Linked DNA regions of Homo sapiens: region 2 is linked to region 1. Evidence: chromatin contacts called from ENCODE POLR2A ChIA-PET data. All regions are on one chromosome and are shown on one strand. The core of a region is the stretch at or near the end of the contact, and the rest is flanking DNA. Distances in the headings are between cores, read along the strand shown.

Region 1 (6,088 bases), core at 3,506-6,005:
TTAAAGGGAGCTGGCAAGGGGCTGTGGTTCAGGGGACCTGGGGGGAGGTACAGACGAGGCACACCACGCCTTTTACATACACTTGGCACTCACTTACAACAGCAACCCGGAGAAACAGAGGCACAGCTTCCCCAGCCCCACCCATAGTCCCTAAACATCCCACTCATAGTAATAATAAAAATAACTGCAATAGCTCATTGCTGCCCAGAGCCAAAAGCCAAAGCACTGTCTTACTTCACACCTACAACATTCCCGACCAGGGTCGGGGCGGGGACTGAAATGATGAAGCTCATTTTGTAAGTCAGAGAACTGAGGCTCAGGGAGCAGCAGGACTGCTGAAATCACAAGCCAGTGACCACAAGCCTACTCCCGTCCCCCAGCCTTACGCCACCCCATCCCTTCCTTGCAGTCGCCAACTCCAGCCACTCTAGACTTCTGTCCTCAGACACACCTCAGGGTCTTTGCGTGCACTTTTCCCTCAGCATAGCACATCCTTTCCAGGACCCTTTCCCTGACTGCCTCCTTCTCAGGCCTCAACTCAAATGTCCCTTCCTCTGAGAAGCCTTCCATGACCACCCAATTAAAATTATCTTCCGTATCCATCACTCGCTTCCATGTGATTTATTACCCGTATTGGCACCCAACATTGACATGACTCTGCCATTTGCTTACCTGTTATCCCTTGCTCAGCTTTGCTGTCTCACCTGTCTTGCTCACCACCTGCATCTCCAGTACCTAGCACAGTGCCTGGTCCATAGAAGATCCCCAGTGACTGCTGGATGAGTAAATGAAGACTGAGACGGAGCTGGGACTCTAACCCAGGGCAGGCAGGCTCCACACCTCTTCCCAAAAGGAGCCATTCCTGATAGATACTAGATAGCCATTCCTGATAGAAGATCTAGAAGATCCAACCCAAAAGTGCCACTCAGGCTATGTGAGGGGTAGGGGATAGGGGATGGAGAGGGTTCAAGCACTGAGCCATCTCCACTCTCCAGCATCTAACAGGATCAGGAGCACACACACCTCTGCCGGCTGCTTGGCCAGAGAACGGTTCCCAAGACTGTGCATAGCCTGATAGGATCTGAAACACAAGGCAAACTCCCCTTTGTTTTCCCGATAAAGGCTCTGAGAAGTCCCACAGCATGGAAGCCTGGGAGCGCATGCCTTTCCTATGCCACTGGGGCCACAGACAGCTTTAATGGCTGCTGGATTAGAAGATGTCTGAGATTCCATCTGAATCTGTGAGCACTGAACCTTGGATTTTCTCTCTACATTAAAGCAAAATTACCACCCCCAAGACCCTCAAAGGCCCACTCCTGTGGTTCGGGCCTAAGGGGAGCCCAGGTAGCAGATGTGCAAAGAAAAGTGGGTCCCGTTCCCATTGCTGCAGACCCCAAGCTCCCACCTGGGCTCCCCATGGGCTCTCCAAGGTCAAGCAAGGAGGAGAAAGGGCACGTGCCTATGGCCATGGGGTCCTGCGATCTAGCAGGCTGGGGGTGGGGTGTGTCCCGAGGACTAGTCTGCAGAGACTCACGAGGCAGAGCTGGGGCAGGGCAGGGAGCCACGTACAAGTGCAAACCATAGGATATGCACTTGGCCTCCCATGCTTCCAGGGCCACTCTATGAGGAGGTACTATCATTCCCATTTTATAGCAGGGACACAGGGACACGGAGCTTGCCCAGGGACACAGAGCTCGTAAAACTGGATCCAAAGGAGCATGGTGCACTCCTTTCCCTGGGCTGCCTCTGTTGTCCTGCATGCCCTGGCAACGACATGGAGAGTCGGCAGCAGCTACTCCATAGAGAGGGAAAGGGAGGCTCAGAGGGGCTGAGCCACAGGGCCCAAAGCCTCACGGCCCAGGGAACAGGGGCGGGGTTGGACCTTGCTCACTCCTGTGCTCACGTGGTTTGCAAACACTACCGTCCTTCCTAGATCGCAATCACTAAAGGTTCTGACTCCAGTTTCCCAAACCCAGGTAGGTAGACAGAGACGGGACCCTGGGGCATGCCACCACCTGCTGCAGGATCTCCATGAAGAGACACTGGCTGTCCTCCCCCACCATGGCTGGCAAGGGTGCTGCACTGGTCCCAGCTCCCACCACCTCCACTTAAGGTGCCAGGAGGCAGGCAGGAGAGGAGCTGGAGGACAGACCGTGTGCACCTGGTCCCCTAGGTGTGCACACAGGTGGCAGAGTCCCCCAGAAGGTGTGGCCAGGACAGCCATGGCATAGGATAAGTACAGCTTTGAGGAAGCTGTGCACGAGGGTTTCTTCCAGCTTTGCCCACTGCCCATGGCTCTAGGCAGGTGGGGGGCAGGGGAAGTGCCATGGGGTCAGGAATGCCCCTATTCAGGTTCAAGCCTGTTGGATAAGGGAGAGCAAGGGGTCCTGAAGATTCAGGAGGTGGGTGTCCTGCCCTCCTGACCTCCCTCAGCCTCTCCCTGTTCACTCCAGTCCTCTTCAGCTGGGTCCCTCTCCCCCTCTGCTCCCTCCCATCCAGCCCACTGAGCTATTTACACATGGACAGGGGTCTCTGAAGATGCATTCATGGCTTTCATGGTGGAGGTTCCTTGGAAGAACCTTGCCAGACAGCCAGGCTATGAAGAGGGTTTCTAGATAGAGGCACCACCTGCCCACAAGCATGGCCTGATGCGGCTAGAAAGACCCATGTGATGCTTAAGGACATAGCGACTCCGGGGAATGTGGGAATTGGGTGCCCATCTCCCCCAAGGCTAGGAAAGCTCAGGGCTGGAAGCAGCCATGAAGAGGAGCCCCATGCGATGCCAAAGTTGCTTCTGCAACGCCCCTGCCACACTTGAACACCTACAAAGGTGGGGAACTCACTACCTATCATGGGAATGGCCATCTGTGGTACTCTGGGGAAAAGTCCAGGCTAAGAGGCAGGAGACTGGGTTCGGGCTCTGCTACCACTGACTGCTCCGAGCTCTTGGGCCTGATTCCTCATCTGTGAAATGTGGATAAAGTTTCAAGTCTTAGAGGGCCAGCAGCACTCAAGATTGAATGAGGGTCTTTGTAGGCAGTGAAGTGTATGCCCCAGGGGCGGAAGTTTGGGCTGTGAGTCGCCCCTGAACTGTTTGGCCCGTGCCCAGATGGTGACACAGCAGAGGAGCAGTGGGCAGAGGGCACAGGGCTGAGCATGACTCAGGGGCCCCTGCCAGCCCCTTGGGCTCACCCCTAGCATCTGTCACCATCAAAGCAGGTGGGTCTGGGCAGTTGTCTGACCCCCTGCCACAGGGTCCGAGACCCAGGGTGCCAGCCACAGAGCCACACCCTGAGGCCCAGACTCAGCCAAGGACCCAGAAGGGGTCAGCTGCTCAGCCTAGCTCCCAGGGGCCTAGGGTGAACTCACCCAGCAGAGAAGTGACCACAGTGCTGTTCTGTCCCAGGAAACCAGCTCGACTGGAACCCAGGCCTCCTCTCCAGGGCTAGGGCCATGGCCTCTGGTCCTTTGAAAGGTCGGCGGTTCTGTGGGTAATGGCTCCAGCTCAGCTCCCCAGCCCAGGGTCACATTAACTCACTCCAAAACCTGGGTCAGGTCTCAGGTCTTGGGGAACATGAAGGAGTCCCAGGCTGGACAATGCCTCGGGGCAGCAGATCAAGACCCCAGGAATGGGCATGTCCAAAGGGGAAGCTGTCACAGGATTGGTGGTTTTCCCGGTAACATCCTGGGAGGATGGCACCATTGTTCCGGATAAAGTCTCCAATGCTCTCTAAGAACAAGGCTTGGTCATGGCCCAGAAGGGGCAATTACAATAGCACTTGAGGTGTGCCCAGCCCTGCACTCAGCACTTAAAATACAGAGGCTCACTTAATCCTCTCAGGATGCCATTACCAGCCTCATGTTTACAATTAGGAAGACGAGGCACAGAGAGGTTAATATACCTGTCCCAGGCCACACAGCCAGTAGAGCTGGGACAGAATCAGGCAGCCCCAGAGCCCACACCCCTAACAGCCCACCTCGTGCTGCCTCTCCTAGGGGGCAGCCTGGCTGAGGGATGGAAAAGCAAAGGTCTGGGACAGCTGGGGACAGGGTCTGCGTCTCATGAGCCCCTATGACGTGTGGCTGTCTCGGTTCATCCCCACAAAGCCGCATTTAGGTATCAGAGACTTTCACAGCCCAAGTAATGAAGTTGTGAGAAATTCAGCCGCTTGCTCTAAGTCATTTTTCAAGGATTTGAGCCTAAGTCAATGAGCCCATGACCTGGAAGATTAAACCTCCAGCTGAGGTTTAGGGAGAACCTCTTGAAGTCATGCACTGTGCTAGGTACATACTTTGCAGCCACTTTTGCCCCAAATTCCACAGCAACCCTGCAAAGGGATGTATTGTTATCTCCATTTACAGGCAGGGAAACGGGTCCAGAGAAGCTGTCATCTTTGGCAGTGGAATGCAAGTCTCCACAGCTCCTCTCAAAAGTCAGCTTTCCCCCATGGGCCTTGAGCATCCAGGCTGGGGGTACTAGGAGGACAGAGACCTGGGGACGGGAGGGGAAAGGGCCTGGGAGGTGGCAGAGGCGGCTCTCTATCTCACTGTTCCTTGTTTTGCAGTTGGTGTAAGTGGCCCCGAGTCTGGGAAGCCAAGCCAGAGCCATTCACCGCAGAACTTTTCAGGCCACCAGGGTTGGGCTGGCTCTTGGACAGCAAGGCCATCTCCCCACCGCCAGGCCATCTCCCACTAATGCAGAGAGGCCTGTCCACCGGTGCCCGGAAGCATGCCAGCTCCTCCGGGGCTGAGCTTTTATCTCTGCCTGGAACTGCCAAGCATACCACAAACTGCCTGAGCCTGCGCAGGCGCCAGCTCGGGAGCCCGACGCCCACCACACTGGCCTCCTCACCAAAGCACGAGTCAGGCTGGAGGTGGGTGAGTGAGCGCCACTGGTGTCCAGGTGGCCGCAGCTCTCCCAGCAGTAGCGGGGGCAGGGAGAAGTGCTCACAGTTATTTCAGGTTATCTCTGGGCCTCAATACAGCCATCTGTCCAATGGGAGAGGTATTAAAAAAAGGCTTAACATTCCCACGTATGGGAAAGGCACTTTCCCATATGCTTTCCTCTATCAACTCTCTTCATGCTCATAATAGCCTCTGAAGCAGATGTGATTGTGATCCACAGTTTACAGATGAGGAAACCGAGGCACAGGCCCATGTTCCCACAACCAGAGAGAAACAAAGCCAAGATTCTCCCTGGGCAAGCCACCCTTGCTGTCTCTACGGGCCCTGTCACCCTACAGGTGCGTGGATTTGGCAGTGGCAGGGGCAGGGTTCAAGACACGAGCATGTGCCTGGCTGGCTGAGGAGCCTCCTCTCCACCAAGGGACAAGAGCCCAAATTCTGGATCCCCAAAGATGTGGGGTTGCTCACTGGGTAAGCCTCCCCTGCCTCAATGTCCTCATCTGAAAAGTGGGTGTCGTGTGCAAGGCACTGAGCCCAGGGCCTGGCAGAATCTGAGGTCAGGGAAGGTCCAGGATTGCTCCCATCCAGGCTGAGCCATCAGGGAACCAGGGAGAGTTTGGGGCTTAGCTGACCTCCTGCCAGGGCAGGCTGGCACTGGGCAGTGGTCAGAAAATGTGTGTCCCTTCCTACTCCCCAACCCTTGGCCCCTCTACCCAGCAGTCCAGACCTAAGACCAGAATCTACAGGGCTCCCCTGGGGGCCTCAAGGAGCCCCAGATGGGGCACCAGAGACAGGAGGAGGGGCAGGGTCTCAGCCAAGTGACGGCTCAGGAGAAAGGAGGCCTGGGAGGCTGAGGCCGTGCCACAGCCCCGCCCCACCCGGTTTGAGAGACCCCTTTGTGCCAGCCCGCCCCGCCCCCCATTTGCCATCTGCCCAGTTGCTGTGTCTGGTCACCCCTGACTGCTGGGTTTGCTCACATGATGTCCCCATCTGCTGTGAGTCAGAAGGCGGGGTCCACAGGGCCACCCCCAGCATGGGGACGGGGGCTGAGCCCTGATCAAGCTCCAGTCTGGGAGGAGGAGGTGGTGCTGGGGTTTGGGGCTCTGTTGTCACACTCCCCTCTCCTCCCTACTTCCACCCGACTTCCCCACGGCCTCCTCCATGGCCTCCCTGGGAGCCCTGC
Region 2 (5,947 bases), core at 1,833-4,332, 9.0 Mb before region 1:
TAGCTGCTAGGGAGGCTGAGGTGGAAGGATCACTTGAGCCCGGTAGGTCAAGGCTGCACTGAGCTGTGATTGCACCACTGTACTCCAGGGCTACAGAGGGAGACTCTCTCTCGGAGAAACAGGGTTTTGCTCTGTCACCCAGGCTGGCCTTGAACTCCTGGCCTCAAGGCAATCCTCCTGCTTTGGCCTCCCAAAGTGCTGGGATTACAGGTGTGAGCCACCATGTCCTGCCTATATTTAATGTAATTATTAGTATGCTTAAATTTAAACCTACCATTTTGTTATTTATTTTCTGTTTGTTCCCTCTGTTTTGTTCCTGTTTTCCCTTTCCTCTTTTCTTTTGGAGTCTTTGAATATTTGTTAGTATTTCATTATAATTGATTTATTGAGTTTTGACTAGTATCTCTTTATATAGTTTTTTTTTTAAGTGTTTGGTCTACGAATTACATTATACATACACATAATTATAACATTAATATTGTACACTTTACTTATAATTAACATTTCATTACTTAGAATGAAATACAGAAACCTTGCAAGTACATAGGTCCCTTTACCCTCCTACTTTGTTTTCGTTGTCAAATACATTGAAATCCCAACATTGTTACAGATTTTGCTCTTAACCATCATGCATACTTGAAATAACTCGAGAAGAATTGTATATTATGTTTACCGAGGTTTTTACCATTTCTGTTGCTTTTCTTTCACTACTGATATTCCAAGTTTCCCTCTGGTATCATTTCCATTCTCCATGAAGAACCTCATAGCGTTTCATTTAGAGCAGATTTGTTGGCTATGAGTTCTCTTCATTTTCCTTTATCTGAAATTTTTTTTTTTTTTTTTTGAGACGGAGTCTCACTCTGTCACCCAGGCTGGAAGTGCAGTGGTGCGATCTTGGCTCACTGCAACCTCTGCCTCCCGGGTTCAAGCAATTCTCCTGCCTCAGCCTCCAGAGTAGCTGGGACTACAGGTGCCCACCACCATGCCCAGCTAATTTTTGTATTTTTAGTAGAGACAGAGTTTCACCATGTTGGCCAGGCTGGTCTCAAACTCCTGAGCTCAGGTGATCTGCCTGCCTCAGCCTCCCAAAGTGATAGGATTACAGGCATGTGCCACTGCACCTGGCCTGTTCTAAGCTTTATATAAAATAATCCAAGAAGTAGGGATGCGTACTCTTTAAACAAATAGAAAGACAGAAAGTCTCAGCTAAGAAATAGAAGATATAAAGAAGCAAATGGGCCGGGTGTGTTGGCTCACACCTGTGATCCCAGCACTTTGGGAGGCCGAGGTGGGTGGATCACGAGGTCAGGAGATTGAGACCATCCTGGTCAACATGGTGAATCCCTGTCTTTACTAAAAATACAAAAATTAGCTCGGTGTGGCGGCGCTTGCCTGTAATCCCAGCTACTTGGGAGGCTGAGGCAGGAGAATCGCTTGAATTCGGGAGGCGGAGGTTGCAGTGAGCCAAGATCGCACCACTGAACTCCAGCCTGACGACAGAGCTAGACTCTGTCTCAAAAAAAAAAAAAAAAAAAAAAAAAAAAAGCAAATGAAAATCTTAGAACCATAGAACGTAGTATCCAAAATAAAAATGGATGGGCTGGATAGCAGAAGGTAGCTCATCACTCACTGTAACCTTGAACTCCTGGGCTCCAGTAATCCTCCCGCTTCAGCCTCCTGATTAGCTGGGACTGCAGGGGTATACCACCATGCCTGGCTAATCTTGGGTTATTTTATTATAGCTGCTTTACAATCTGATAATTCCAACAACTGTGTCATCTTGGCATTGGCATCTGTTGATTGTCTTTTTCCATATGAATTGAGATTTTCCTGGTTCTTTGTATGCCAAGTAATTTAGAATTATATCGTGGACATTTGTTTATTATGTTATGGGACTCTGGTCTTGTTTAAATCCTATGAAGAATGTTGATTTTTGTTTTGTTTTCGAAAGCAATCAACCTGGCTGGGTTCAAGTGAGAAGTTCTGGTCAGTCTTCTGTGGGTTGAAGGTTCAATATCAATTCTGTTTCAAAGCCTTTGTGATGCTATTTGAATCTTTGCTCGGTATATGCCACCCAGTGGTCAGTCTGGGACCTAGGTGGTGAGCTATCCCATAGTTCATTCTCAACGTCTTTACTGCACTGTTTAGGGTCAGATACACATATATATACAACTTTGGGTGAGCTCAGGAGTTTATAAGCTTTATGGGCTTGGTGTTTTGATTTATAAACAGGAGTTTATAGAACTTTATGGGTTTGCTTCCTCTTTCTGCCAGTTCCTTGGTATTTTCCAGCCCTTAGAACTCCTCTTTCGGGTCTGTGTCCCAAAAGCTGGTTCTTTAGTTACCCTACTCTGTTGAACAGTTTCCACAGCTGTGTCCATGTCCTAGGCCACATGGTGGGAGGACAGGGGAAGGGGAAAGCAAGGGGGTTCGCTCATGCCCTAAGAACTCGGGTTCCTCTGAGTCGACTCCTCTGTTGTGGACATCTGTAGCCTCCTGCTGCTGCATTGCCTCTGACACTTCAGGGTTGTCTGGGGTCTGAAATCTAAGTGAGAATGAAGGAAAAAAAAAGTTAAAAGGAAAATAAAACCCAGGATTGTGTTCAATGTCTATGAGTGTTAGGAAAATCCCCCTGTCTACTTTTCTGGCCAGAACTAGAGGATTGTCCTGGACTCCCTATCTATACCAGGCTCTCTTTTCTGGGTTTTTCTGGGTTTGAGGCTCCTTAGAGTCTAAGCTGGGGAACACTGGAGGAAAAATAGGAGCCTGACTGTTGGTTCTGTGGTGCTTTGAACTCTGGGCATCTTCACCATCTGCCTACTTTGATTTGTTTTTCAGTGTCCTGAAATAGCTGCTCTGTGCATTGTTTCCAGTTTGATAGCAGCATTCAGTGGGACAGACAGGCTGGAGTGTACCTACTTCATTAACTGGAACTGGAATTCCAAATTTATGATACTTGGAAGCTTTCTAATTTGTTTTTGTTGTCTGTTTTTATTGTCTGATAGCCAAATAGGCTCCTGGCTTGCAGGCTGCTGGGGCCCTGGCTTGTGTAGAGATGAATCACGGTGGCATGGTGTTTTGGTTTTTTGTTTGTTTTGTTTTTGTAGTAAGGAAATGTTTTATTTTTATTTTATTTTATTTTTTTGAGACAGAGTCTTGCTCTGTTGCCCAGGCTGGAGTGCAGTGGTGCGATCTCAGCTCACTGCAGTGTCTGCCTCCCGAGTTCACGCAATTCTCCTGCCTCAGCCTCCTGAGTAGCTGGAATTACAGGCATGCACCACTATGCCCGGCTAATTTTTTTGTTGTTTTAGTAGAGATGGGGGTTTCACCGTGTTGGCCAGGCTGGTCTTGAACTTCTGACCTCAGGTGATCCACCCACCTTGGCCTCCCAAAGTGCTGGGATTACAGATGTGAGCCACCGTGCCCGGCCTATAGTAAGGAAATGTTTTAAGTATTACTCTGGGATATTCCTGGCATGTGCAAGGAATCATATAAAAGGATCCATTTTAATAAAATTTGGACTTAATGTTACTATCTTTTCATATTAGCGAACAGACTTTTCTGCCTGTGAATATGAAAACAGAGCATTATAGAAAAGATTTGGGACTGCTTAGCTCTACTTCCCACTAAAAATGACAGTCTTTTACTTCATCCTTAACTGACAAGCGTTTAGCCTCAGTGTGACTGATGTCAGCTAAAATCACCAGGTCTGTTTTCACTTGGCTGCTTTTATCAAGTCTGTTCTCCCTACTCTATATTCCTGTAGCTGAATCTTTGAACCTGAAATTTATACGGGTTACAGTCCATCCGCAGCACCAGTCTGGCTGATGTTGGGATAATTTTGAAGCTTATTACCTTACATATTAGCAATCTGAAGTCTCTTATTCACAGATGTGGCAAGTGATAAACCAGCTTTGTATGTTTTCTCCCAAATAATTTCTAGAAACTTAAGTGGCCCTTCACCTGAGCCCATGTTTTAGGCTGACATGGAACATTAATTATCAACCTTTGGATAGTGTCCAGTTGCCTGTGGACATGGTTTAATGACTGTTTCGTAGATGCCTGTTCATGCCCTGTTGGTCAGTCATTACTCAGCTATTTTCCTGAGTGTCTGTTCGGGAGGGATAGAGCAGGGAGCCAGCTAGACGCGATTCCGGAGACAGGCCCCACCGTGCGGTAAACTGCACTTCCTCACTTAGCACAGCGAGCAGGAGAGGGAAGAGCTGACTATGGGGACAGGGCAGCCAAGTGTTAGGAGATTTGAGGAGACAGCAGGAAGCCTGCAGAGGGAGAGGTTTATTGTGGAGGGATGAGGAAAGGCTTCCCAGAGCAGCTTGCAGTTATTTTTTTATTTGCTTGTTTTTAAATTACTTCTTAAAGAAATCACACAAGTAATACCAATTTAAGAAAAATTAGAAAATACCTCTAAGTTAAAAGAAAAAAACACATGTCCTAGTATCTTACTCATCAGAGATGAACACTAGTCACATTGTGTGTAACACTGTCTCCGTATTTGTTCACATATGTCTGTGTGCATATATTTACAAGTACAGATTGCTTTGTAACATGACTGTTCTATGCTGCTTCTCCTTATCAATAGACTTTACAACATTGAAAATTTTTCTTTTTAATTTACATGCAATAAATTTCACCTTTTATGGTGGAGTTTTGTTTTTTTTTTTTTTTTTTTGAGACAGGATCTCACCCTATTGTCCAGGCTGGAGTGCAGTGGCATAATCAGGGCTCACTGCAGCCTGTACCTCCCAGGCTCAAGCAATCCTCCTACCTCTGCCTTCCAAGAGGCTGAGACCACAGACATGTGCCACCACGCCTGGCTAATTTTTTCTTTTTTTGTAGAGATGGAGTCTCACTAGATTGCCCGGGCTGGTCTCCAACTCCTGGGCTCAAGTGATCCTCCTGCCTTAGCCTCCCAAAGTGCTGGGATTACAGGCATGAGCCACCGTGCTCTGCCTTGTAGTTTTAATTTGCATTTTCCTAATAGCTAGTGATGTTAAGGATCTTTTCATGTGCTTGTTTGCCATCTATATATCTTCTTTTGTGATGTGCTCATATCTTTTACCCACTTTTTAATTGGGTTGTTTCTTATTGTGGAGATTTGAGTTTTTTGTATGTTCTGGATATAAGTTCTTCAACATTTTTAAAAAATTTAAATTTTTATTATGGAAACTTTCAGACATACACTAGTAAAGATAATAGTACAAGTGCCCACATACTTTTTATCCAGCTTTTACAGTTATCACCATTTTGCATTTTTGTTTAATCAACGCTCCCCTCCTTTTTTGTTGTAATATTTTAAAACAAGTCTTCAATATCATAGCATTTCAACTATAAATATGAAGTATGCATCTCTATCAGTTACGAACTTTATTTTAAATGACACATCCACAATATCAATATTACTTCAAAATAACATAATTATTCCTTAATGTCATTGACTATCCTATGTTCACTTTTCCCCAGTGATCTCCAAAATGCCCTTTTGGTTTGTTTGAATTAGGATCTAAACAAGATCCATACGTGATTGCATTTGCTTGCTGTGTCTGAAGTCTCTCTTAATCTTACAACAGCCCTCATCTCCCTTTATGTCATTTGTTTGCTGATGAAATGGGGTAATTTGTTATATAGATTTCCCATTTTGGCCTTGACTGGTGGCTTTCTCTAGTGTGATTTTTTTTTTTTTTTGAGGCAGAGTCTCACTCTGTCGCCCAGGCTGGAGTGCAGTGGCACGATCTCGGCTCACTGCAACCTCCGCCTCTGAGGTTCAAGTGATTCTTGTGCCTCAGCCTCCCAAGTAGCTGGGACTACAGGTGCACACCACCATGCCCAGCTAATTTTTGTATTTTTAGTAGTGACAACGCAATATTGGCCAGGCTGGTCTCAAACTCCTGACCTCAAGTGATCCGCCTGCCTCAGCTTCCCAAAGTGC

What was found. ChIA-PET counts read pairs that join two places held with the same protein, here RNA polymerase II (POLR2A).
Region 2: POLR2A ChIA-PET joins it to region 1 with 10 read pairs in BJ. The contact joins two enhancer-like sites. POLR2A ChIA-PET finds 5 or more read pairs at or near these places in 2 of 52 experiments (BJ and activated CD4-positive, alpha-beta T cell).

The regions. Positions count from the first base shown.
Region 1 is chr16:57,631,423-57,637,510 of GRCh38, reverse strand. All of the region lies in intron 1 of ADGRG1 (adhesion G protein-coupled receptor G1), which reads right to left. Among named protein-coding and RNA genes, the nearest start is that of ADGRG1, 5.8 kb to the right of the region's middle. RefSeq lists an enhancer at 5,765-6,088. Within about 2 kb of position 4,755, at least 5 of the 41 ENCODE cell types and tissues checked have a DNase peak (open chromatin) inside an H3K27ac peak, as active enhancers do.
Region 2 is chr16:66,659,131-66,665,077 of GRCh38, reverse strand. The region is part of intron 1 of CMTM4 (CKLF like MARVEL transmembrane domain containing 4); the gene reads left to right. Among named protein-coding and RNA genes, the nearest start is that of CMTM4, 35 kb to the left of the region's middle. Within about 2 kb of position 3,082, at least 28 of the 41 ENCODE cell types and tissues checked have a DNase peak (open chromatin) inside an H3K27ac peak, as active enhancers do.